5 separate regions of the Homo sapiens genome follow, and regions 1, 3, 4 and 5 are each linked to region 2. Evidence: chromatin loops called from intact Hi-C (ENCODE). Cell type or tissue: A673. All regions are shown on one strand. Region 1 has its middle 7.6 kb from the start of LINC02106. Region 2 overlaps ISL1-DT (ISL1 divergent transcript). Region 3 holds the start of LINC02118 (long intergenic non-protein coding RNA 2118). Region 4 overlaps LOC105378959 (a long non-coding RNA gene). Region 5 has its middle 130 kb from the start of ITGA1.

Evidence for each region. Peaks named below come from ENCODE experiments on the same cell type or tissue, not always from the same donor. Only the 100,000 strongest peaks of a DNase experiment are listed, where the experiment ranks them.
Region 1: it touches region 2 in a loop (7-fold over the local background); 23 of 110 quality-filtered maps call a loop at or near these places.
Region 3: it touches region 2 in a loop (5-fold over the local background); 14 of 110 quality-filtered maps call a loop at or near these places.
Region 4: a loop joins it to region 2, with 8 times the contacts of the local background. A loop is called at or near these places in 11 of 110 quality-filtered maps.
Region 5: it touches region 2 in a loop (4-fold over the local background); 7 of 110 quality-filtered maps call a loop at or near these places.

What each region holds. Positions count from the first base shown.
Region 1 is chr5:50,960,063-50,965,062 of GRCh38, forward strand. No RefSeq gene overlaps it. Among named protein-coding and RNA genes, the nearest start is that of LINC02106, 7.6 kb to the right of the region's middle. RefSeq lists an enhancer at 3,042-3,579. In A673, a CTCF peak has its summit at 3,045 (motif pointing right); a DNase peak (open chromatin) is centred at 3,039; H3K4me3 peaks cover 1,546 bases; H3K27ac peaks cover 485 bases.
Region 2 is chr5:51,377,788-51,382,787 of GRCh38, forward strand. ISL1-DT (ISL1 divergent transcript) reads right to left here. Exons shown (of 2, transcript NR_046243.1): 2 at 1-1,288. Among named protein-coding and RNA genes, the nearest start is that of ISL1-DT, 3.0 kb to the right of the region's middle. In A673, a CTCF peak has its summit at 3,001 (motif pointing right); a DNase peak (open chromatin) is centred at 3,024; H3K4me3 peaks cover 1,704 bases; H3K27ac peaks cover 1,032 bases.
Region 3 is chr5:52,004,426-52,009,425 of GRCh38, forward strand. LINC02118 (long intergenic non-protein coding RNA 2118) reads left to right here and starts at 3,606. Exons shown (of 4, transcript NR_147166.1): 1 at 3,606-3,653. In A673, a CTCF peak has its summit at 3,017 (motif pointing left); a DNase peak (open chromatin) is centred at 2,996.
Region 4 is chr5:51,958,034-51,963,033 of GRCh38, forward strand. It overlaps LOC105378959 (a long non-coding RNA gene), which reads right to left. Exons shown (of 3, transcript XR_948315.2): 2 at 4,968-5,000. Among named protein-coding and RNA genes, the nearest start is that of LINC02118, 47 kb to the right of the region's middle. In A673, a CTCF peak has its summit at 3,016 (motif pointing left); a DNase peak (open chromatin) is centred at 3,008.
Region 5 is chr5:52,655,496-52,660,495 of GRCh38, forward strand. No RefSeq gene overlaps it. Among named protein-coding and RNA genes, the nearest start is that of ITGA1, 130 kb to the right of the region's middle. In A673, a CTCF peak has its summit at 1,880 (motif pointing left); a DNase peak (open chromatin) is centred at 1,856; H3K4me3 peaks cover 700 bases; H3K27ac peaks cover 993 bases.

The DNA of each region.
Region 1 (5,000 bases), 420 kb before region 2:
ACAATCTTTGCTGTGGTTTAAGTTATGAAATTCCTGACTCCCAGTTTCCTGACTGCAAAGTGGGCGTGGATGACTACTCCTAGCACCAAGCCATGTGAGGATTAAGTAGGACACTGTATCGAAATGCTTGCCCCATATAAATTGCTTCTTAATACATTTTATTTTCTTTCTCTCTTCAAGAACATTCCCAAAGGCATTGACACATTTTGAGAAATGTCTCCAAAACATCCTCACTAACATCTGCAAGTGTCAGAAATTCCTAATCGTAAAGTTCTATCTTTAGATGGAGACAAAATGCCTAGGAAGATTAGCTCAGTCTGACCAAGGACCGATGCTAAACAATAGCACATAGCAGATGATGTAAACATGGCGATGGGCACAGTTCTCCATTCTAATCACAAATAAGGTCTAACCTTATTTGAATTCCAATTTCATATTTCCTTCCTTCCTTCCTCTTTCTTTCTTTCATTCTTTCTTTCTTTCTTTCTCTTTTTTTTTTTTGGTGGAGTTCAGCTTTTTTGCCCAGGCTGGAGCACAGTGGCGGGAATCTCGGCTCACTGCAACCTCCACCTCCCAGGTTCAAGTGATTCTCCTGCCTCAGCCTCCCAAGTAGCTGGGACTGCAGGCACCTGCCACCACGCCCAGCTAATTTTCGTATTCTTAGTAGAGACAGGGTTTCACTATGTTGGCCAAGCTGGTCTCGAACTTCTGACCTCAGGTGATCCGCCCACCTCAGCCTCCCAAAGTGCTGGGAGAGAGACTTTGATTTCTCCGAATCCTTGTAAAAGAGATTCATCCCTTTCCAGTCAGTTGTGGGCAGGGAGAAGGCAGAGGTAATGGTGGTTAGATTGGTTGCATAGTGAAAATCTGGCTGCCCAGGTTCAGGTCTGTGGCAGGAGGTGGAGTTCTCATAGCAGGTGTCATGAAGTGGTCAGTTACCCCAACCTGTGTGTGCTACCACCACTACTATTGCTGTACACATGCCTGTACACACTCAAGCACATTCTCTTCTTTATGTCACATTATCATGTAAACTACCATAAAATGAAAGCAAATTATTTATGAACTCTTATTGTTTTGCTTAAACATCACAGATACATTTTTTTTAAGTAATCATAAAACAACATTTTTGGAACCAAGTTGCCAAGAATACTGTGAAAATCTCAAATACCAGCAAGACTTCAAAGCAAGTCCCTTAATCAAACTAGTGCTTATTTACTAGGAAAAAATGCAAAAGGCTGGGACGCATAGCCCAGATAAGCCAGTTCTGAAGTTGCTGTCATAAATGAGGTATGGGATGTGAACAGCTTCAGTGCTTGTGTCTTTGAAATGTTCATTCTCTCTGTAACCTTAAAAATAATTACCGCTTATGATTAAAAACTGTATTTTTCATATGATTGATACTTTATTTTACTAAAAGATATTAATATGAGTGTTGATGTAACCATCGAGCATCTAAGTGCTATATTGTGTTGTGATTCTTGATGAGAATTAACAAAGTGAAAACATCATGTTCTGTTGCTGTTTACAATTTTTTTCTGTTTCCTTTGAGATACTTCACCTTTAATTGGTGCCTTCCCAAAACACATTTTTCTGCTGATACCAATAATCACAGCCTCCTCTGCTAAAGTGTCTCGGTGATGCACATCTGGTTCTTGAGAACTGAAACCCAGAAAGGGTCTCAAATATTTCATGCTGAAGCCCCTCAAAGGGCAGTTAATCACAAGTATCTGCTCACCACTTAGCTGGAGTGGTAAAGCAGATGATGTAAAGATGGTGATGGGCACAGTTCTCCATTCTAACCACAAATAAGGCCTACCTTTATTTGAATTCCAATTTCATATTCCTTTTTTTTTTTTTTTTGAGATGGAATTCAGCTCTTTTGCCCAGGCTGGAGTGCAGTGGAAGAAAAATTCAGCGTTTTCTTCCCTTTTAAATATCAATTCATTTGCGGAGACAGTAGCAAAACTATCAAAAATACTATGCCTGAATTGCAGGACTGGTTGGATGAATGGAGCAGTAATGATAGGTTGCTTAATTTTATTTTAGTGTAAGTTTGTGCTATATTTCTCTAATGTTTATATGATTTTTTTTGGTACCAGACAAAAAATTCTGGATATGCCTTGACTATAGAAAAGGCCACATTTCAAAAATCTGGATTTATAATAATAATTCCTCTTTGAAAGGATGAATATAACATATAAAGCCTATATCTGCAAACTTTTTAGTAACATGTGTTTTCTCTAGTGCTTTAGGTTTACACATTCACTAAATCTAGAAGGTAACTTAAAATTATCCAATGGGTTCACTTCATTTGTGGAAGAGGAAATTGAGGCACAGCTTGATTAAAAGAATTGTCCAAAGTGAGTCAACCAACAACTTACTGCAATAAGAATCTGGTGTCCACCTTAGAGTGGTGGACTGCTATTACTTGCCCTCCTCACAATTATAATTTTATATTAATTCTATTTTTATCATTATTGATAACACTACATATATTTTACCCCAAGGAAAGAAGGAAGGAAACAAGAACCTAGTCTTAAAAATCTTAAAATTTCAAATACTGAAACTCAAATCACTTTTCCAATAACCTGAAAAAAAATATCTTTCAAATAATATCTCCCAAGTAGCCCAGGAAATAATGGTGGGCCTGTGGTTTTCTAGGTAAAATAAGTAAATATCAAATGATATATAAAAGTTAAATATTAAGCCAGTTAACTTTTTCACTTGCACTCTAACCAGGAAATTCTCAAATATTGGTTCTCTACAGTGATAGCATATTATATTATCTGGGAAAAGAAAAAATTGCCTAAGAATATCAGAATCCCTGAAGGTGGTCGTGTGTGTGTGTGTGTGTGTGTGTGTGTGTGTGTGTGTGTGTGTGTGTGTTTACTATTTCGGTTAGAATACTAGTGTGAACCGCGGTTGAGAACCGCTTTCCCAGTCTCAGCACTCAACCCTATCCCACTCTAATCCGCTGAGGGACAGCATCAGACCGCTCAAACTCAGAGGGCACGCCGAGAACCGCGTCCCTTCCCCTTGAAGCCACGAGGGGGCGCTCCTGCACCGGATTTGCTCATTGGCCGCCTCTCATCCCCCAAATTTAGAGACAACACCGCAGAAAAGGCTTTCGTTTGGAAGCCGGCAGAAAGAGAAAAGGCAGGGAATTGCCTTTGTATATCCGAGGGCCGACGGATAATTCGTGTAAACAACAATATCCCTCAAGATGAGCTCTTCGGAGCTTCCTACCCAGTGGCAGCTCCCCGTTTTCTCCTTTGGACTTGGAAAAACTTCACTTCCCGCAAGGAGAAAGTCGGGGGGCCGGCGGCTGGGTGGGATGGTTTATGGCTTTGGATCTTGAGCAGTTCACTGTTCAAATAAATCTTGGTGAGCCATAGAGAACAATCTCCACATTAATCTTGTGTAATTAGCGTTATAACCCTCGGCAGCCTAAGAAGCAGGAAAGACAAAGCTTTATGCAAATGTGGCTTCCCTGGCCTCCGCTCCTCCTCCGCCCGGGCCCCTTTCTCCCTGGGCCCCTCGATCTCGCGCCGCAGACTGCGAGCCTCTTTTTAATGGCACGGTACCTTAAAACCAGTGATAAGGTTCTTGACTTTAAAAATAAAAAATGAAAAAGGAGAAGCAGCGGCAACCGAAGGAGGGGAGAGACGTGTGCAAGCTGAGGCTATTAGAAGGATTTAGCTTCTGGGGAATTGGCACCTGCCTTTGGCAGCCAGCACTGTCCAGTTAAGGACGGAACCCAACACGTGGGGAGACTTAGGGACTGGGAAGTGGCGTTTTCTCCAACCAGCAGCTCTTGGGAGGTTGTGGGGGGGCGGGGGGGGGGGGGCGGTGCGGGGGCAAACCCGTGGCTGGGGCGCTTTTCTGGCAGAAAGGGGCAGTTCTCCCAGTTCGCCCCAGGGACTCCACTCTGCCTTCCAGACCCGCACATTTCCCAGTCAGGAGTCTTGAACCGAGCCCTCAGATGACAGTCTCTGCTAAGCCGAGACAAGGCCCCACAGGAGGAGGAGGGTGTGAGGAACCCCAACACACAAGTCTTCACTTGCAAAGGTTGGGGAGGGGGTTGAGGGAGAGGTGCCCGCAGAGGCCGAGGTGCGCGCACAGCCGCGCACACGCGCGGGCACCGACGCGAAGCCGAGAGGATGCAGATCCCCCGCCTGGCTCTGGATTATCTGCTCTGTGTTTACTGTTTCGGAGGGCTTTACGTGAAACGAATAAATTTTTACTTGCTCCCAGGGACCGGCTTGTTGTTTTATGGCATGTACTTATTTAAAAGCCTCTTTTGTCGGTGTTGAAATGGTCCAAGCTCCCAAACCCTGTGCCGGGCTATGAGCGTGGAACCAGCCGAACTGCAATGAGCATCACTGCAGCAGCAAAAGGCAGTGAAGAGAGGAGCCTTATTCTTTCCAGTACACACACACACGCACACGCACACGCACGCACTCACGCCCTGAATGCTTGCTTTTCTTTTTCACAAACCAGAACCTAATGTTTTTCATGTCTTACACAGGGGGCTAAGGGAATGTATTCTAGCGAATTATACCTGAAATACTGCAAGATTTGAAAATTTTCTACAGAAAGTGTATTCTGATTAAAAACAAACCTCAATACATATCTGTTTATCCCCCTTCCATGTGTATCCGCTTAGGGTTTATTCCTCCCTTTTCTGACTTCCCCACCCTCAAAAAGGTAAGCATAATGCCAGGCAAAAGCTAAGATTGGGCTCTTTTAACCCGTAATCGCTGTCGTCTCTACACTTTGTTTATGAAACGGAATAAGAATGGAGAGAGACTTAATTTAACAGCACAACCAGGCTGTATAAATACAATATTCATTTTTTAAAAGCGAAGTGGATTTGGTTTACTCTGAAGAACAGTAATTCAAACAGCACCTATCTGCTCCAGATAGAGTAGCTATGCACATCTATACAGGCAAGTTTGAAATTTAGAACAAGGCTTTGATTTATTCCCTTTCTATCA
Region 2 (5,000 bases):
CTTGGAAAGAACATACACAACACAGCTTCTGAGCCCCAGAAGGACCTTAAGACAGGAGTTCCTGAGCCCTGAACAAGAGGCTACCTAGGGTAAAGCGATTGATCTCCGCGCGGTGCGGCTGAGAAGAGAAGGCGTTGTTGACCTTTCGGGGAGCAAGTTAATAACTCAGCCGAGTTGATGAAGTGACGTTCTTTCTGAAAGGGGTCGTCTCCTGGGCCCCTTTTCTCAGTCGGCATTTAGCAGGTAGGGAGGCAGGGCAAATTCTTCTCTCCACGTGAAGTCACAAAGAATTGATGAGTTTCAACAGCATGGATCTGAAGTCGTAGATAATTCTAAACACACCCGCGCCAGAGTTCACACTCTTGTTCATCTCTGCGGAGTTGGAGCAGACAGCGACCTTCAAAATTGTCCCTAAAATCTCTCTCGAACTGACCGGGCATTTACTGGGATTTGAGGGGTTTTTCTTCAGCTTCCAAACTACTGTTACATGCAGAATATACTGGTAGATGCCACCAATGATTGCCCACCTCTCTTTAAAAGTTGCCCCGTCCACGCACCATTCAGCTTACACTAAACTGTCCCGACATGCCTTAGCCGTCAGTTTAATTCATAAAGTAGCTGTAACTCTTGACATCACCTCCGCAGCCCACCCGAGGACTCCTTCCCAGGACACCTTATGAGGCTGTTTTCCGAGGGCTGAATTCTGAGACTTAAAGGAAGGTTACTTGAGGCATCCTGGTATATTTCCGGGCTTCCAACTCCCTCCCCTGCTTGGCTGGTAATTTTCTGCTGCTCCTCCTCCTCCCCCACTTGACCTCCTCCGAGGTACCTTCGCCTCCCCTCCCCCGCTCGTCCCCAGTAAATCTCCAGCGGGTGGGGGAAATCAATCCTTTGGCGCTAAAGCTAAACTCAGAGCTGCCCGTTGGACAGGATTGCAGTGGGGTAAATGGTGTCCGTCCTTTCAGAAAGAATGATCAACTACATGGAGGTAACTTGCTCTGGGTTTCCTGAGATCTCGGGCGGACCCGTCCGTGTTTTGCCAGATTCAGTGCAAATGTAGATTTCAGCTGAACCGGTCAGGACTTGAGAGATAGCTGTTTCACTCTCCGGACTGCAACCACTTCCGCGAGAATCTGATACATTTAATGAAAGCTTTGCCAAATGTACGGGTCAGCGCGTCCTTGGGCCACCACCACTTGGGTCAGCACACTGCACTCACTAGCGCCAACCTGGGCTCCACGCAGCAGAACTCGGTTAAAAATCGTCTGTTCCTGGTCACTTAGGAGTTCTAGGGGGCAGGGGGAAGCAAGAAAAAGGTTTCACTTGACACTGCCAGCCGCTTTTGATAAGTCATAGTAAATACTTTCAGAAGCACAATTTTAAAGGGAGAATACAAATTTCCGTCCTCGCTTGGCCGAACGCCTCCCTGCAATCAACTGCGGACCTTCGCATGCTCAGGACTGAACTGAGGTTTGTGGTTTCGCAGCTGCCCCGATGCCGGGAGCATGAAATTCTATCTCGGCTGAGAACCGAGCAACAGACCGCACAAGAACGGTGCCTTCTGGCCTGTCGTCTGCCAAGAAATACCAGGAAAGCTGGTGTCAGAAACAACTACCTGAACTCAGAAAGTAAGGCTAGGAAGCTCTGCGTGCAGAGAAAATTCTTGCTAATTCACCCAGACTGTTTTATCTGGTTAATAAAGCAATTGACACTCAACAAAACCACAATCGCAGCAGGAGTCCTAGGCATCAGAATAAGAATCACAACTAAAGGTTTGTTGTTGTTAACAACTGCCTTTATTATCATTGCTTAGTATTTTTTTAAGTAAAAGGAAAGAAAAAGAGAATCATTTCATACCCACTGGTATCTCTTCCTTTTCTCTGAAATTAGAGCACAGATTCTCCTGATTGTTCCTCAATAAGCCACCACCACCAACGGGAAGAGACGCAAATTGGTTCTAAACACCCACACCCCGTTCGCGGTGGAATATAAATGGTTAATCGTAACTCCCTTTAAACGCACATAATTTTATCTGACCCTTGGACATGATTAAAGATACTGAGGATTTATATAGCCTTATTCTACATCATTAGAGACTACACAGAAAAGATAAAAACGGGAAAGGGGATACATACGCATCTACTCAATATCCATTTTTAGAGGTAAATAAAATCTTCCTGTTTCATTTTGGCCCCCAAATTATATGATGTGGACATCAGAAAATATAAATCCTTCAGTTATACATATTTTTTCATCTGAATACCTTACTCAGTAAAACTGGCAGTGTAACTTATTCTACTCTTTCAAACCTGATTCTGATGTGAGCTAAACATATAGCATCATCTCCCTGGGAATAAATTCTCAAATTTATACCTCCATTGGAAAGCTGATCAAAGCCCCTCTTCCCTTCCCAGTCTTGGTTAGATGAGAAGGAATAAGCTGTCTTACTGTTTGTGATTTCCCAAAGAAACAACTTAAAATTCATTTATATCTGCCAGAGGTTATTGGGAGATAAATAAATGCTAAATGTGTAATTTTACCTTTCAATTGCAATTAAAACCTATTTAGATTTTTGAAATGTAGCTTGAGAGCATGATGTTTGTGCAGGAATCTGTATCTGACATTAAGTTTGATGTGGAATGTTTAAATGGTAACTAAAGCAGAGAAAGCAACAGTACACAAAAACACAAGTCTAAGAGCCCATCAGGAGGTTGGGTGTAACAGCCACATTTTGGAAGGTGTATACAAGGGCACATGGGCAGATGCCACAGACTCCAGAGGAACTTAAATTTCAGTATCCCTTTTATATTGAAAGACACTGTCAGATATATTGAGGCAGCCTGGAGGTGATGGGGACTACACTTAATAACTACTCATACTCCTCATTTTCTCAGTAAAGGAATCAAACCAGAGATTCACACTATTGCCGTTTTCAAGGATATATTTTTGACCTAACAATATACAAAGGTCAAAACGAGTCCTTTTTTGAGAGGAGAGGGTCTAATCCCCGCTTTGAACACAAGAGGTCGCTCCTGTGATCAAGTATTACGGATAAATTGCTCATCAGTTTTATGTATACAAAATTTTACAGATATATTTGATGCACTAAATCCACATACAGCAATCAGCTGAGGAAATCATAATAATCCATGATCAATTTAGAACTTCAAGGTAAAGTAAAACTACAAAGCCTGCTATTCTAACTTGGATTTTAATGCAAAATGTGTCATGATACATGCACTGAACTTCAGAGCATGTCCATCATGGTGGGGTCCCTCAAACGTCTCCTTTTAATGCTGGTATCTTCACCATGCGTCTTGCTTCTATCAGTTTAGGAACTTATTAAGAAAATACTTGTTTACAACAATGGTGCAGAATGAAAAGAGGAAAATGTTGTCTTCACCATTAAGGTGAAATTGTCTATTACTAAAGGTTTCCCCCAAGCCGCATGCAAGCTTTTCTACTTGGAAGTGCTATCATCTGCAATAATTCTTTGTAATAGCTTATTGGTTTAGGGAGTTAAAATACCACACTGTGGGTGGGAGGTGGGGGCTGGTTTGAAGGAGGATGGATAGTGAGGGTGCTTTGTGGATCTCAAATGTAAGTCATCAGGCTTCTGGTGGCTTCTGGTGTTTAATTCCATCTTATAAAAGTGGCATGATGGAATATGACTAGGTAAAACTCTATTTTCTGGCATTGTGGTGGTATCTTTTTTTTTTTTTTTTTTTACTAGGGTCAACATGTTTATCTCTATGGGAAACACACACAAATACTAGGAAGATTTGCTTCGTATTGAGATTAACAGCATCAGCTTTGCAAAAGCAGCCTGACAAAAGGCTCCATACATCTAATACCAGAGACTAGAAACAGACCAAAAAAAAAAAAAAAAAAAAACACACACCACACAACTGGTAAACTTATCAACCTAGGTCTATCCAACTTTCGCTTTCATACACGCGCTCTAAAACAACTTATAATAAAAATGGAAGGGAAGACAGATCCAATTTGAAATCCTCCTTGAGAAAAAACAAATCAAAACTAGTTCCTGGGGAAGAAAGCCTCAGCTAGGTCAGGAGGAAACTTACGCATCTTTGATTCCCTTTCCGCTTTGGAGAGGCATTACCCGTTCAAGCCCAGCCAATGCGGCCGGCCAGGATTTACAGCTCTTATCAAGGGTTAGATTTTGCGAAAGATATAAAGAAAGGAGTTTCCTAACACACCGGGTCTTCTCACAGCAACAAGACACCGAAATTAAGCCTTCTATGGTTTGTGTCTGTAGGACTTTTTAGATAAAACTGGCAGCCCCATTAGATAAGAAATGGCTTTTTAGAAGCTTTGGGGGAAGCGCGGGGGTTCTTCGTGGCCTTCCTGTGACTGTCTTTGGGAGACCGTAACAGATGATGGGAACATGTAAGAATGATTGAAGAAGGTTACCGGCGAGTTGCACCTAACAGTCTTCTCTCTCCAAGTAGTTTCTCGAGAGAAAATTATATATTAACGCCTGGGGACGTGAAATAGGTCTTTCACTGTTCTGTAATAAATCCCTCCCTACTCGCGCCCTTAGACTAATGCATTTTTAAAAAATCTCCACAAAGTCATGGAGACTTGTCCTTATAATTACCAAAATACCACAGCTAGTTGCACAAGTTTGCTTAAAAACAAAGGGCAGGAGACCAGCAGTGAGAAGAATTGAACAGTATATAAAAATCTTACAAACTTTAGACTACTGAAAGATCATTTCGCTCTTTGGCTTCGGGTTAGTGAGCTTCAATTCTAGAGTTAAACTGAGAAGCAGACCTCGCGGGTCTGAAAGACAAAAAGTCAGTCCGCGGAGTCAACTTCGGTTTACCGGTGCGTTCCAACCTGATTGTCCCAACAGCAAGAAGCGCCCCTTTCCTCCCACCCAACGTTTTTAGATATCTGAGGTTGGGGGAGACGGAGTAATGGTGTAGCAGTCAGGAAACAGTTCCTCTGGGTTTAATCATCCCATTCCCGATTCT
Region 3 (5,000 bases), 630 kb after region 2:
ATATAGTGCTAACTTTTTTCATTGAAATTGTTCAATACCCTAGTTACATTTACTTATGATTATCATTGTGTAAGAATCATAAGTAAAAAAGGAGATTACTTAACTAATATAAAATTTATGAAAAAGGACTTTATTCCTAGTTTAAGGAAAATAATTTTTTTTTTCATTTTTGTGTCCAAGAGCTTTTAAGAGTGTTCATGAAGTAGGAATTGTAATGCCTACTTGACTGGCTGGCTGTGAATAAGATATGTGATGATATGTGAAAACTACCACCAATATGCCTAGAAAATTTAGGTGATCAATAAATACTTATTTCTCCACCTCATCTCCACTATGTCCCCTTCCTTCCACCTTACTTTTCTAATCTGCCTCTTATTTGGACCATTTGAGGTTAGTATTTTACAAGACATATTACTTGGTGATTTTCAAATATCCTTATTGTCTACCTTTAATTGCTTAAAGTGTTTCATCTTAAGCAAGCTATACATTTGACTATTTTACATAAATAAATATTGTTTTTTAAGTCCTGTATTCCAAATGCCCCTGGGTCATTTGAACTATACCAGATCACACATAGTTCTCCAAATACGACATAAACTTTGACGATGTGCTTCTGATCATTCTGCTTATATTTCCTGGTATGTCATTAATTGCTCTATTGCTTTGGTATTCAAAGTATTTGAAAATATCTTATTTTTGACATTTATAGTACATTCAAATAACTTTTACTCTCTGATAAATAATGACCTTTTTCAGAACAGGGATCATGTTACTTTCAACTTTGTATCTTGGGTGCATAACACAGAACCTGGTCTTTATTAGGAATGCAATAATGGATTGTTGAGTAAATGAGTAAATTAGACCACCAACTATTAACCAAATATAGAAATCAATGAGAGCTGTGAAGCCATGCACCAACAAAGTAGGTTTAAACCTTTGATTAATGTCCTGATGTATGAAGGATGGGATTTAGATACTCAACATACAGCAAAAGTGTACCCAAGATGGTGTGGTACTATCCCCAACTCCTCTCTTTTACCCCTTCTAATCAGGAATCATACCACAATGCAGGTGAGTAAGAGTTATGATCTTTAGAAATAAACCATGAATATGTATTTTAAAAAATAAGAAAATCATTTCTAAATTTTTTGTAATTCCTTCAGAGGTATGCTTCTAAAAGGAAATGATTATGAAGGAAATTGTCTCTATAATGGTTAAATGCACTACTGTTTTTTACATGAGGAAATATTTTTGTTTAAGCACAAGACAGAGTGGCATTACATTTCCTGGAATTTATTATTAGTCAATAATAAACTGACTTTGCCAGTAATGTTATCTTTCATTCTTGGAAATTCACAATGAATGTTGAATGTTGAAGTATCTGAAAAGTCTTGCAGTTGAGATACAGCTTGGTAGGGATCTGAAAAGCATATGTATTAGCTACATACCAATTATAATCATTTTTTACCTAAGAAAGTCCTGAAGTTTAACTTGTCTACACTTTCAGTTAAACCTTTGATTTTCTAATATTGATCTAGAAAATGATTTACTAGAAGATTCTCAATTATAGAGGAGTCCAGCTTTCACCCAGAGGAGGAGAATGTAGAAGCTGGCTCCATATTAGGAAAGCATTTTATTAGTTTGAGATAATTTTAGTGCCCAGGTATATACTTCCATAGTATATTTTGTCTATACATGCATTACATTTATTTACTGTCCTAACAGAGGAGAGTTGAGCAGAATATATGACTTAATAGTACTTATCATCTATCTTATAGTACTAAGTTTAATTCCTTTTTATAGTGTTAGGATTGATTAAGTTACATTAAGCTATCAAACAAGTCCAAAATCTCAGTGGCCTAAAACAATAAAGATCTATTTTTGGACCATGCTACATATCTGTTCTGGTAAACTAGGGATTTTCTTCCACTTTGACTTCACCAAATGATTGAGGCTGATGAAGAAGCCACAGTTTGGAAACTATCATTTTGACAATTCCATGTTTCTGCTTGGAAGTGACATAGATCACTCTCACACTTGTTTCTTTGCTAAAGTAAGTCACACACACATATGACATCAAGGGAACAGGGAAACACACATTTCTCTTTTACTCAGAAGTTAAGAAGAACCTAATATTACCTAACAGTAGTAATGCTACCATATTAGTCCATATTTATGAGACTATATGCCAAATTAGAAAATAATTACTTAAAATAAAATAATAGATTTATTTAAAAACAAAACAAACAAAAAAACATGAGAAGACCAAAGACTGCACCTAGCCTATGCTGTGGTTGTTTGGAAGAATGACATTAAAATCCCAGAATGACAGCAGTAACCATTATATTACACATCACTTAGAAGATTTTACAACAAAAATCTAGTATCACAGCATAGCAAATATTCCTATAAACTTTCTCTCCACAGATAAGGCATTCTGATTGCTTTGCATTTCCCCATAAAATCTATTTTTCAAACTTTGCACTGAGAAACACTTGTTATTTTGCAAAAGCCTTTACAAAACCTTCAACTTACAATTCCTTAATTGATGGGATAGATATAGCGGAGAGTCACATGTAGTCCACAGAATCATTTAAATTTTCTGCCTTAAACATATTGCAAGGGTGATAACATTTTACAGGTTCTCATTAACTGTCTTGATAGTGTTATAAATTGATGTTTGGCAAAGAGCAGTTTCTAATATACACGAATAATTTGAGAAGGATAGTGGAGATGGTATACTTATATCGCTGTACATATATAACTCATGAAAAGGAAAGATAAGGCCCAAAGAATGCCTGATTTAGTTTGGTGATGCAAGGTAAATCCACTAAGATTTGGTTTACTAAGAGCATGGAAAGTATTCTAATATACAAAGAGGTTTGTTCTTTTGTTGAAGTTTTGAACTTTTAGAGACAGAATCCTTGGTGTTAATTTAGACAAGCTGCACATCCCAAACCTGCACTAGGACCTTGGTTAGCTGCATATTCTGGGGGAAGATTGCCACCTACTGGAATACCAGCAGCATTCCCTCAGGTTTTATGGTCGATGTAAATATGGCTCCTTTAAAATAACATACCTTCCCACATTTATTTCAACGCAAACTCCTAGATATGAAATTAGTGTATTCTTCCTCTGAAGTAAGCTCAATATGACCTGCTCCAACCGTCAGCTGCTAATCCTCCCTGTTCCAGGTATCAATCCTACAGTTCTTTGGGGGTATGATAGACGAAGTTCTGGTTTTCTTAATTGCCAGGTAGGCATCAGTTGATATCCTGCCGCAATCAAACCCAGCTATTACCTAATAGATAACCACTCTAAAAGAAAAAAAAGTAGCATGATATTTAAAAAATTTGAATGCTTGGAGCAGTTTTACTGTCTAAAAAGTGTTCACCTTTGAAATATGTTTTTGACCACATATTACAAGTTTGTGAACAAGAAAAATAATACTACAATTTAAAATGTATTCATATAAGCAGCAAAACTGTTGGTGATTCGTCTAGGCAAATGGCATACAGCCAAAATTATACTTTTCCATTCTGTTGTCACAGTGTGGACTTTTGTAACATAGCAAGGGATTTCAATGCCATCTTTTGAGTATTGAATGAAGGGTGAATTTGAGACCACTTACAACTCCATCATCAATTTTAAAGGTAAAGTTGTTATAAATGTTATTGGGTTGATAAAACTTAATGGTTTGAGCAGATGAGCATACGGAAAGGTGAGAAGAGGATTTAAAGACACAGAACAGCAGCATGAGGAAGAGTGCCAACTGGAGGAGTAGATCCATAATAAGAGAGGTGACTGATAAGAGAAAATGGGATAGGAGTAAGGGATTAAGGATAGCTATTGGAAATGAAGGTAAAAAGCTGAGATAGTGTCTATGGAGGAGGCAATGTGATATAGAAAGAACAAAAAAGCCAAATCAAAACTTTGGAATTGCATAGACCTGGGTCATCAGCAGGTCTGCTTCAACTGCTACAAGCTGAGAATAACAATTTCCCCATACTTTTTACTTCTATTAAGTTAGAGAGTATCTATGAAACACTGAAGCTCTTGAAATATAGAGTAAACATTTTTCATTTCAGTAAAGAGTTTAAAAGAAAAATACAAAATTAATAAAGATGAAAAGGAAGGTCAATACAAAAGAACTTCAGAAAGAAGAGCTGAGATGAAAAGAATTAAAATAGCAATAGCGATAAGAAAAATCAGATCTTGATGAGAAAATTGATGGGGTAATAAAAACAGTAATTGTTCAACACGATGCCCATATTATCAAAAGAAAGTAAAATATGCAGGCAGACAACATTTGCATTGGCCAAACCACACCAAATAAACAATTTAGCTATTCGCATGACTTTCTATCCACGTGAAAGAAATTTCCATTTATCAGCTGTAAATTTTTAACTCACTTCTCTTTGAGCTACACTTTCACTTTTCAACAACTTTCTGGACGTTTTGGTTTAAATGCCTCACCAAAATCTTCAACTCCAAATGTCAATAATGAAATTTTGTTGTCTTCATTATTAAATTTGACCCTCTCTCCCTGATTCTTTTACTTGATAATTAGCATCACAATTCTCCCAGGACAGTGGCCACTTAATTTAGTACTTCTACTTTTCCTCTTTCTCTCTCTTCACCTTTCCCATGTGGAAAACCACATACCATATTTATGGTAGTGATAATGATGAAAACTAGAATATATATATTATTTTAGAATTTATCCAACATTATTTAAACTTTTTCTAAAGATTCTTCTGCTGAATCTATCTCTCTATATCTGTTTGAATTTTTTCCCTTAAATTATATGCTTCTTAACATGTCAAGACCTTCCATGATCTTATACAACTTGGTTTTTAGATTAATTTTCTTTATATCTTCCCAATATCCTGTTCCAACCTGTTTTTTCTCCAAGATAACTGGTTTTGTCTTTCTCCCTGGGTATTGAAAGCCCATTCATATTTCAAGACCCTGATTTGATGCTATTTTCTCTATGATCA
Region 4 (5,000 bases), 580 kb after region 2:
AATTAATTATGAAATGTATCATTATTACATGACTTACATATCCTTTGGGTCAATTAATATCCTCCCTATGACAAACCCTATTATGCTGTTAGCATAAACCATTTCTAGTTACAGTTTCCTCCCTCAGCTGTGTTTTGAAAAGGTTTTAAGCTTTTGCCGACAGGACTCTAGGCAAAATGTCATTTTCGCTAAAATTTAATAAGATTTCAATATTTTACTCTGTTTTTCCATTTCTCTCGGAAGCTGTCAAAGTAAACCACATTGGCCTTGTTTTAGTGAAGAAACACAAAGTCTGTGGCTTAGTTATAGGAAAATGAAGCCATTTAATGAAAATGGAAATTGATTTATTTACCCCCTAAGCGGAAGTTTAATTTCTGATGTGCCTGCTGAAAGTGAAAATTTTTCCCACACTGCTCTACGTCATTCATGTAGAAACTTTAAGATTCTTTAAAAGTATCTACAAAATTAGGTGAAGGGTAAAATTATGAATTTCCCACTTGGAAGAAAGTGGCTTAAATTCTATCCAATTATTTGCCATGACAACCAGCTAAACACAAAAGGGCCAGAATGGATGTAGAGTACTGCCTCTATAATCATCACTGTATGTCCTTCAAATCATGGATATGCAGCACCACTATCCTGGGCTACTTCAGGGCCATAAGCCTACATGGTAATTACATGCTTTGGAACACTCCACTTAAGTGCATCAATAATATAGTGAGTGAACATGTTCTTTAATTCTGCACCTGTAAATGGAGGGAAAAATAAAGAAAATATCTCTATCAAAAAAAGGAAGAAAAATAAATTAGACAGCCAAATTATTTTAAGCCGCTTTGTGAGGTCTCTGTCTAAAACTCAGATGGTTAGTAATCGAAGCTTCTCCATAAATATAATCAAATGACAAAATATCTCTGCTTAAATGACTGCAAAGTTTAGGACATAAAAAAACAAAAGATGCAAAACAAGCCAAAAATATCTAATTAAACTTGATATTTTATCTTTAATACACTCATTTCAACTGTGCATTACAATATTTCAGGGCTACTTTTCTTTCCATTGCCATGTCTCTATATAACTTCTATTAATGGAATTTCAAAGATAACACCTACTGATCCAGGACTTCAACACAAAGGAAGAGTTAACACATCATGGCATTACAAAACTGTAGTGCTCTGCATGGTATTTCAGAATAAGGCATGTGTTTGTGTGTGTGTGTGTGTGTGTGTGTTTCATTTTATAGACTTGAAATCCATATTTTTCTCTGAAGTGCAAAGTTAATACAGTTAATTCAACAGAGAAGAAGTAACTCAATGGAACCTCAGGGAGAATAAGTGATTGGTATAAAACTGTAAGACCTTCCTCCCACCTATATATTTCAATAAAACAAAATGGCTAATTTTTTAAAATCATAAATTTATCCTAAAAGTAAAATATTTCTGAATGGCTAATTTTCTACAGTCTTATGGAATTTCAGAGGAATTCTTATGAAAAATAGGCACACATAATTTATAATAAAGTTACATTTTACCATTGGAAACAAACCACGTTTTTTTAGTGGATCCATCCTAAGTTTTTCACTTGACAAAACAAGAAAAAAAAAAAGATGCGGTCTGTATAGATATGCATATTTCTTATGCCAATTAACTAAGACTTTTTAACGAATTAATGTGAAATATGCCTTTGTATATTGACTCCAAGATACAAGTGTTATTTACATTAGAAAATCTTGCCATAATTTCAGAAAATCCCATAAAACTCAGGAAAATCACATATGTAATGTTCCACAAACCACAAAGGAAACAGAAGGGATGTCCTAAATAATCAGAGCAGAATGTTGTGGTTTTCAAAAAAATAGTTATTTCAGATTGAAGTTGTATTTGTTTTTTCTTGTCATTTGACATTTGTAATTAATGGATGTACATGTGATTTACTAACTTAATATTTAATACATGAGTATGATCTTGTGTTCTGTTAATTTCCACACATTTTACTTTTACAGATAATCATATGCCTCAAATGTTGCTTTTATGACCAAGAGCATTGAGTTTTCCCATTATTTAATCAATATACAATTTTTCTAATAGTAAATATATTTTTTGAAAAAATGCAATTGTATTTACCATATGGAAATTGTTAAAATAATGAAATCCATTATATTTTCAAAGCTGCACATAGAAACTTTACCAAGAAGTTGCAAGCAGCAGTTATTAGAATTACGTATTTAATATTAACTATTTCTTTATGCCATCTCTTGGACTTCTGAAGAATTTTACTGGTCAGGCAGTAGATTTTGAAATTTGCATGCAACTCTTATTGTATAGATATCCTGCTATTATAAAAGTATTCTACTATATACAAAAGCTAATGTTTTAAAGTTTAAGACTGATCTCCAAATACAAATTATGTTAATTTGCAAAGAACTATCAGCATACAAAATCTGAGATGAAACACTGGTTATTTTTTGAAGGAAATACAGATAATCGTTTGAAAGTTGAATCTTATTAGTCTTTATAGTTTTTCTCTTTCTGACAGAGATGCATAAGCATGCCAATTGTTTACAACTATGTAAAATGTATTAGTATATTGCTGGGGCTTGGCTTATAAATGTAGTGTGGAGAGAATATTACAATTGAATTTCAAGCGCCTAAGAAGGATTTATGATAGAGGTTTTTGGCAGAACTTTTCTAAATTACAGTAATGACTCACTTGGAGTATCTTATTAATGGTACAGACAACAAGAAACAGAAGTGGAAATGTTTAAGTCTGAGTGTCCAAATGACCCCACATCTGCTTTTTGCTTTGTGTTTTATTTTGTTTCGTTTGACTTTGTCTTCTTGATTAGATGGTAATTGATAATATCAAAGCAAGACAACTTTAAAAACTTAGATCACTTAATTGGCCTGCATCTGTGATCTCAGTGAAAATCTTAGCAAGAATGTCACCTTTGAACAGACAACTGAGTACAGGATATTAATCAGACATACAAACTATCTCTTGGTGTCATCTAGTGGTTGTGTTTCATCACTGCATAAAAGAAATGCCTTATTGGTTTTCTGAGTAAAGATTGTTTTATTACATTTGTTTCTGAGTGACTTGAGTAAAAGAAGCTGCCATTTTTAACAGACAAGAGAAGGTTAGTAGCAATCAAGCCTTTCTGGGCTCTTCACCCTGGCCCTTTACAGCGCTTCTTATAAGGTCAAGACACATCGATGGAAAGCTCAGTTATCGTACACTGGTGTGAAGGTGCTGTCTGCTGCCCTATTTAGGCTGCATGACTGAGTGACTGGGTGTTCTTAAGGGACATCCACAGCCAATACACAAGGTATTTTCTCTCAGCTGGCTGAGCAGCACTAAGGGGATTCTGACAGACTGAGCTGACATGCTAACAATCTGATTGCAGACGGCAATGGTAGGAGCCTCCAAGGGAGAGAGAAGAGTCCCCTGACCCTCCTGTCATCTACTCTTTCAATCTCTAGCCTAGGATAGGAACACTGCACAACTATCACAGGAAAAGGTGACATAGTGAAAATAACTTATCCACAAATGTGCTGAAATGTCATCTCTAATGTTATAGTTCCTTTAAGACGAACTATAATTTCTAATATAACTTTTCAGTTTTGAAAGGAAAGGGCACCAAGGCTGGGTTGACAGAAATAAATTATCCAGATAATTAAGGCTAACTACTCCACTTTCTCCTACTCGCCGGCCCACGTGCAGACAATAATGGGCTCAATTATTTATAATTCCGATTTTTTTTCCCTTTCAAAAAGGGATTTTCTATAAAACCGGTATTTGAAACTCTCAAAATTATTATCATTAGGAAACAGATTATTAACAAAATACAATCAGGAAATGTATGAATTTTCAGTGATCATAGTTTGTGTTATGTCCAATGTAACAAAGACAAGTCATAATTAAAAACATGGTAAAAATGAACTTGATGTTTTATTCTAATTTTTTCATAATTACTTGATATTTTTAGTCAAAATCTGTGGGTTTAAAATATGATCTTCATAGATTTATCAATCTTAAGCAAGATATTCCTCTACATACTTACAGAAACTCATTTTATATTACAAAGTGAACAGTTCTTTTGTTATTGAATTTGCATGATGATGATGATTATTTTTTTAGACAGTCTCACTGTGTTGTCCGGGCTGGAGTGCAGTGGTGTGATTTCAGTTCACTGCAAACTCAACTACCCAGGTTCTGGTGATTGTCCCACCTCAGCCTCCCTAGTAGCTGGGACTACAGGTGTGCACCACCATGCCTGGCTAATTTTTATATCTTTTGTAGAGATGGGATTTCATCATGTTGTCCAGGTTGGTTTCAAACTCCTAGGCTCAAGCCAGCCACCCACTTTGGCCTCCCAAAGTGCCAAAATTGCAGACATGAGCCACTATGCCTGGCCTGAATTTGCATTAGTTTTAATGTTTACTTTCTTTTATCTATAGGTCTTTAATTTCCAGATGTCTTATACACAAGCATAAATTGAGAAAAAGAATTGAATGAAACAAGAATAGGTGTACATTTCCTAAAATTTCTCTTTGCTTTTGTTACAAAAGAATTTGCTATTGCTATTGTTCTTGAAATGAGAACACATGTAGTACACAAGTACATATATAGATGTCTATAAGATATATGTGTATATGCATATACACATATATAAATACATATACATATATAGATATATATGCACAACTATATATGTGTATATATATTATTCAACAGAAATACTATCAATTTACACACATATTAATTCAAAATATATATGATCAATTAGTCCTCTGTAAATCCCCTCAAAACATATTACCTTTCTTCTAAAATCAATCACCATATTAGATCATTTAATTTCATATTTTGTGTGAGAAAGAACCAAGTTTGGTGTAACGTGGCTCTAATTCTGATTGTTAGCTGTACATTATTTCATCTTATACAGCAATTAATTGAGAATAATGAATACTTACATGGTGGCATATGTATTTGTAGCATTCATAAAC
Region 5 (5,000 bases), 1.3 Mb after region 2:
CTGAAGCATATCACCAATTTACATTTTTATACTACCAGAGAATCAGATAAGATTTCTTGACCTACTTCGATGGTGACCACTACCACTCTCTTCCCATCTAAACTGTTCCCATCCAAGCTGTTGTTTTTACCAACAGTTAAATCTGTGGCTTTGCCTTTTTCTTTTTTGTTTTTAATTACAATAATTATAGTTGAGCTAGTATTAGAGCTAAGCTGAAGATTTTGAAAGCTCTCAGAATTCTTATGATGCTGGCTGATTTAGAAGGAAAGAAGGAAGGAAGGAAGGGAGAAAAAGAGTTAAAAAGAAAGAGAAAGGAAGAAAGAAGAAAGAAAAAAGAAAGAAAGAAAGGGAAAGAAAGAAGGAAGGAAGGAAGAAAGAAGGAAGGAAGGAAGGAAGGAAGGAAGAAAGAAAGAAAGAAAGAAAGAAAGAAAGAAAGAAAGAAAGAAAGAAAAGAAAGAAAGAAAGAAGAAATGGAAAGAGAGAGAAAAGGAAAGAAGGAAGGGAGGGAGGGAGGGAGGGAAAGGAGGGAGGGAGGAAGAAAGGGAGTAAGTTGGTTGCATCAAAACAATTTAACAGAGTTTAGAAGCAATTTTTATTTTTCTAAGTTAATTCATCTTCCAACTTAGAATAATTAATGTCTATCATTTACCTTCATTAAAAAAGGGCAATGAGGAGCTATAGATAAAATATACACTATACTTCTATATACTCTTGGAATACTCCAACAAAGGTATGGTTTTATTCTCCATTCGCCATATATAACTTTTGTGTAATTTTATAAATATGAAGAAATGTATCAATGGTGTTTCTATGTTCTCAATGTGGGCAAGTGTCACTCCAGAGTTCCTTCATTTACAGATCTTCATTTTTTTACAGTGCTTTTTAAAAATGTGCATAAATGTATATCTTTATTTTAATAAAAATCATTTTCTTTAATGTTTTCTATGAGCAAACTTAATTGTAAGACATCTTACTATTTTGGTGCTATACAGGTCAATTTATACAAAAAACCTCTCACAGGAAACAAAAATTGAGATCATTTTTCATTTGAAAGAATCAGAATTTTAATTTTGAGTTTCTGTATAACTTAACTGATGTCATGTGCTAGCCAAGTGGCTCCTACATATTTCATTGTCAAATGTTTCCTTCTGAACCAAATTGGACCCTTCAAACACAAAGAAATCCACCATAGAAAAAAAAATCAATTTAAATAACACGGTGATGATGAATGTGTGAGTTCCAACTCTTCTTAGTAAGAACTGACACTCCCATGCTAATCGTACTGGAATGAAGTATGTGCAATGTACACCATCACAGGAAAACACATTTTCCCCTACTCAATAATCGTCTATACATTTCAAATGGCTTTAATCTTTTAAACAGATTTCCTCTTTCATGACTCTTTAAACTAAGATTATGTTTTCTAGCTAGCTAGCCTTCATTTCATTAAAAAATAAAATTGTTATTTAAAAAATAACCTTGCTTTTGAGGTTGTGTCACATACTACTCAAATTATGCCCAGGATTCACCAGCCAAAGTGCAAAATTTGAACTATAATTTATTTCTCTGTTTTATCCTCATAGATAGACCTGAAGGCTGAAGGAGAATCCACTATCCAAGAAGCATCAGTCCACATAGAAGGGGACCAAAATGTATTCAGAATTTTTCAGAAGACACGTGGTTAGGTGAAAAATGTATCAAGATAGGTAATCTTTAGCAGCTTGGAAACTGATGTGTGTGTATATACATACATAAAATCTTAAAACTGCTCTCCTTTCAAGTGAGAAAACTATTTCATTTGTTCTACTTGGAAGTCGCTAAAACAATACACCCAACTCCTTCCGCAGCATTTTAATAGAAAAAAACTTAACTATGAAGGTGAATACTGCCATCTTGTGGTTATTGTTAAAGTAACATGTTTTAACTGACAAATGTAATTCACAAAATCATAAGGAATATCACTGCCATTTATCGATTCTTTCCTGAGTCCCAGGCACCACATTAGGACTCTCCATATGCTATCTTATTTAATACTCAAAACAGGACAAAAAGGGATGTGCCACTTAAATCTCACAGTAAATTATGTAATTTTATAATATAAAAATAATTTAGTACATCTACAATCCCATTTTTTAACTTCACAGATAAGAATAACAGAAGTCCTCGTTGTTGAAGGGCTTATAGTCATTGACTAGTCATTTACCCTAATAGAGCTCACATCTCTTGGTTTCTACTATTGTGCTAAAATATTCCATGCCATTTTGTGTTATACTATTCTGTTATATGTGGACCTCTAATTTAAAACTATAGATGTTATTATTTTCAAGTTCTTTCTATAGAAATAAATAGTATTATTTATTTTTGGCAATTGAATATAGAGTTACAATTGCTCTCTTACTGGGGGGAGAAGGGTTTCATTTTTATTACCTAATGCTAGAACAGGCCAAAATGCTACTTTTGATTAGTCAAAGGTCACTGAAAAATATCCAGAAGAAAGAACAGATACAGCAGGTCTTCAGACTAATGACAAAGGTTCCAAAAAGAACATAGTAGGAAATTCCATGACTAGAAATATACATTATTAACAAGCTAATTTTATAAAAATAAGTAATCCAACCTCCATGCCATGGAGCTCATTTTACTGTATCATCTAATTCTAGCAAATCAGTAAGTGATGAGCGAGAGAGACAGAGAGAGAGAGAGAGATACTCATTACAGTCACATCTCCTTTAAAGAGAAAGTAACATTTTCTGGAACTGTTCCTTGTGAACATTTGTTAGATTTACTCTAAAGACTTCCCAGCAGATGCAGGAAGCAGAATAAGATATTACTTTACTGTGGGAAGTCCTCCATTTCATAGACCCCAATTATAGGTTACTGTTTTGGAGGCCTCTGCCTTAGATCATGGCAAGGAGCAAAGCCTGAATAAGGATTTCCATTTTTTAAAGCTTGCTTAAGCTTGGAAAAGATAAGATTGGTCAGATAAAGCCATTCATCATAATCATTGCTGTTTGGTTATTTCCAGCCTGTTGACAATGTGCAGATCCTATTTTGTGCAAGGAGTAGGAAACAATTGCTACCTTAGCCCTTGCCCGCGCCTTAACACACAACAGATCTACAGAAACTGAAGAGAACATGCTTCTATAAGCTGATATAAGCAGGAAGGATGGAGCTTTCTGACCTATTTTCGTATCATTATTAGGAATCCATACTTTTCACATTTAAATTAGTTTGAATAACATAAAATAAATATTTAAGTTAATAAAGGAATCAATAGGACTGTATGTTCTTACTGAAAGAAAAAGAGCAAGAATTATACGGTCACACCCTAATTCTTGCAAGCTAAGATTTGGTTTTTAAGTCAATCTAGTGTTAGAAAAGTATACCCTAATGAGCGTTTTAAAATTATTTTTAAAAATGAGTCTAAATATTGTTTAATCTTTTTATATGAAAAACACTTTGAACACCAGGGCAATTTCCAGCTGAGCAAAATATGATACCATTTTCAGATGTATGCAATACTATATACCATACTAAGATAGATTATTAGTTTGTTTTCATATTTTAAAAACAGACCAAATTTTTTTAAGTGGCCTTCATTCTTGCATATTTCAAATGCATAACTGAATGTCCAACTCTTCATACTATATACGAGATAAAAATTTTTCATCTTATAGCAAAAAAAAGTCATTTTATGACTTCTTAAATATCTTAAGTTATATCTAGAGACTAGCACTGCAAGTTAAAAGCTTGCCTTAGAAATCAGGTGTATTCTAGTACTCTTGGACAACAAGCAAAAGATCATGTGTGCTGCACAAATTAGCTGCTTCCTAGAGGGGGTGAGCAACTCAGTAACAAACTATACTAGGTATAATAGTCTTCACAGCCTGAAAGATCTCCTGAGGTCATATCTTCAACATCTGTATGCATGACTTAGCACATGAGCTATTGTTAAAATTGAGATACCAAGCTGGGATATGTACAATGACCAAATTAGCACACCACTGTTTCTTGCTATTGTTAAAATTCTACCAGGCTTTCTTCCTCACGAATTATGTTATTAACTCCTTCCACTAACGATAGCAATTGAATAAAACAGATACATAAGCAAACGGAATCAAATCCAAAAGTCCCATGTAGATTCAAGTTCTCTAAAATAATAGGATACCCATAGAAGACTCTGGAAATAGGCCTGGCACAGTGGTTTATGCCTGTAATCCCAGCAGTGTGGGAGGCCGAGGCTGGTGGATCACTTGAGGTCAAGAGTTCAAGACCAGCTTGGCCAACATGGGGAAACCCCGATTCTACTAAAAATAAAAAAATAAAAATAAAAAATAAAAATAATTTTAAAAAGCCAAGCATTGTGGCATATGCTTGTAATCCCAGCTACTTGGGAGGCTGAGGCAGGAGAATTGCTTGAACCCGGGAGGCGGAGTTTGCAATGAGCCGAGATGGCAGCACTGCACTCCAGCATGGGCAACAGAGTGAGACTCCGTCTCAAAAACAAAACAAAACAAAAAAACTTTGGAAGTAATATGCGACAGCAGTCAGGATTAGATTTATGAAGTTTCTATCCATTAAGAAGGTTATAGCTTTATATCCTCAAGAAACTTGAGGATTCTTAATCACCCTTAGGGGAGAAACAGAATGCTCCCCAATTCCTAATTCACTGTAGACTCTGAAAGAAGAATGAGATGTACAAAAGACTGTAATAGCTCTCTTAAGGGATCTTTCAAGGCCCTTCCAAGTAGAAATATAAACTCTATATGCCCAGCCCTGTAATGCTGACAGTGCTTGGGGCAGATTGGAGGCAAGGCAGGAAGTTACTTCACCGCACACATAGGACTGGAATGGCCTCAATGGAATATGGGGCCATTCACAGGATCCTCATTCAAGGAACACAAAAGTGTCCTCAGAAATATCACTCTTTCTCTTTGAAGGCCCTGAATTGCCAACATTCTAGATTCACTCATTTCACTTCAAAGCTGGAATGCTTTGAC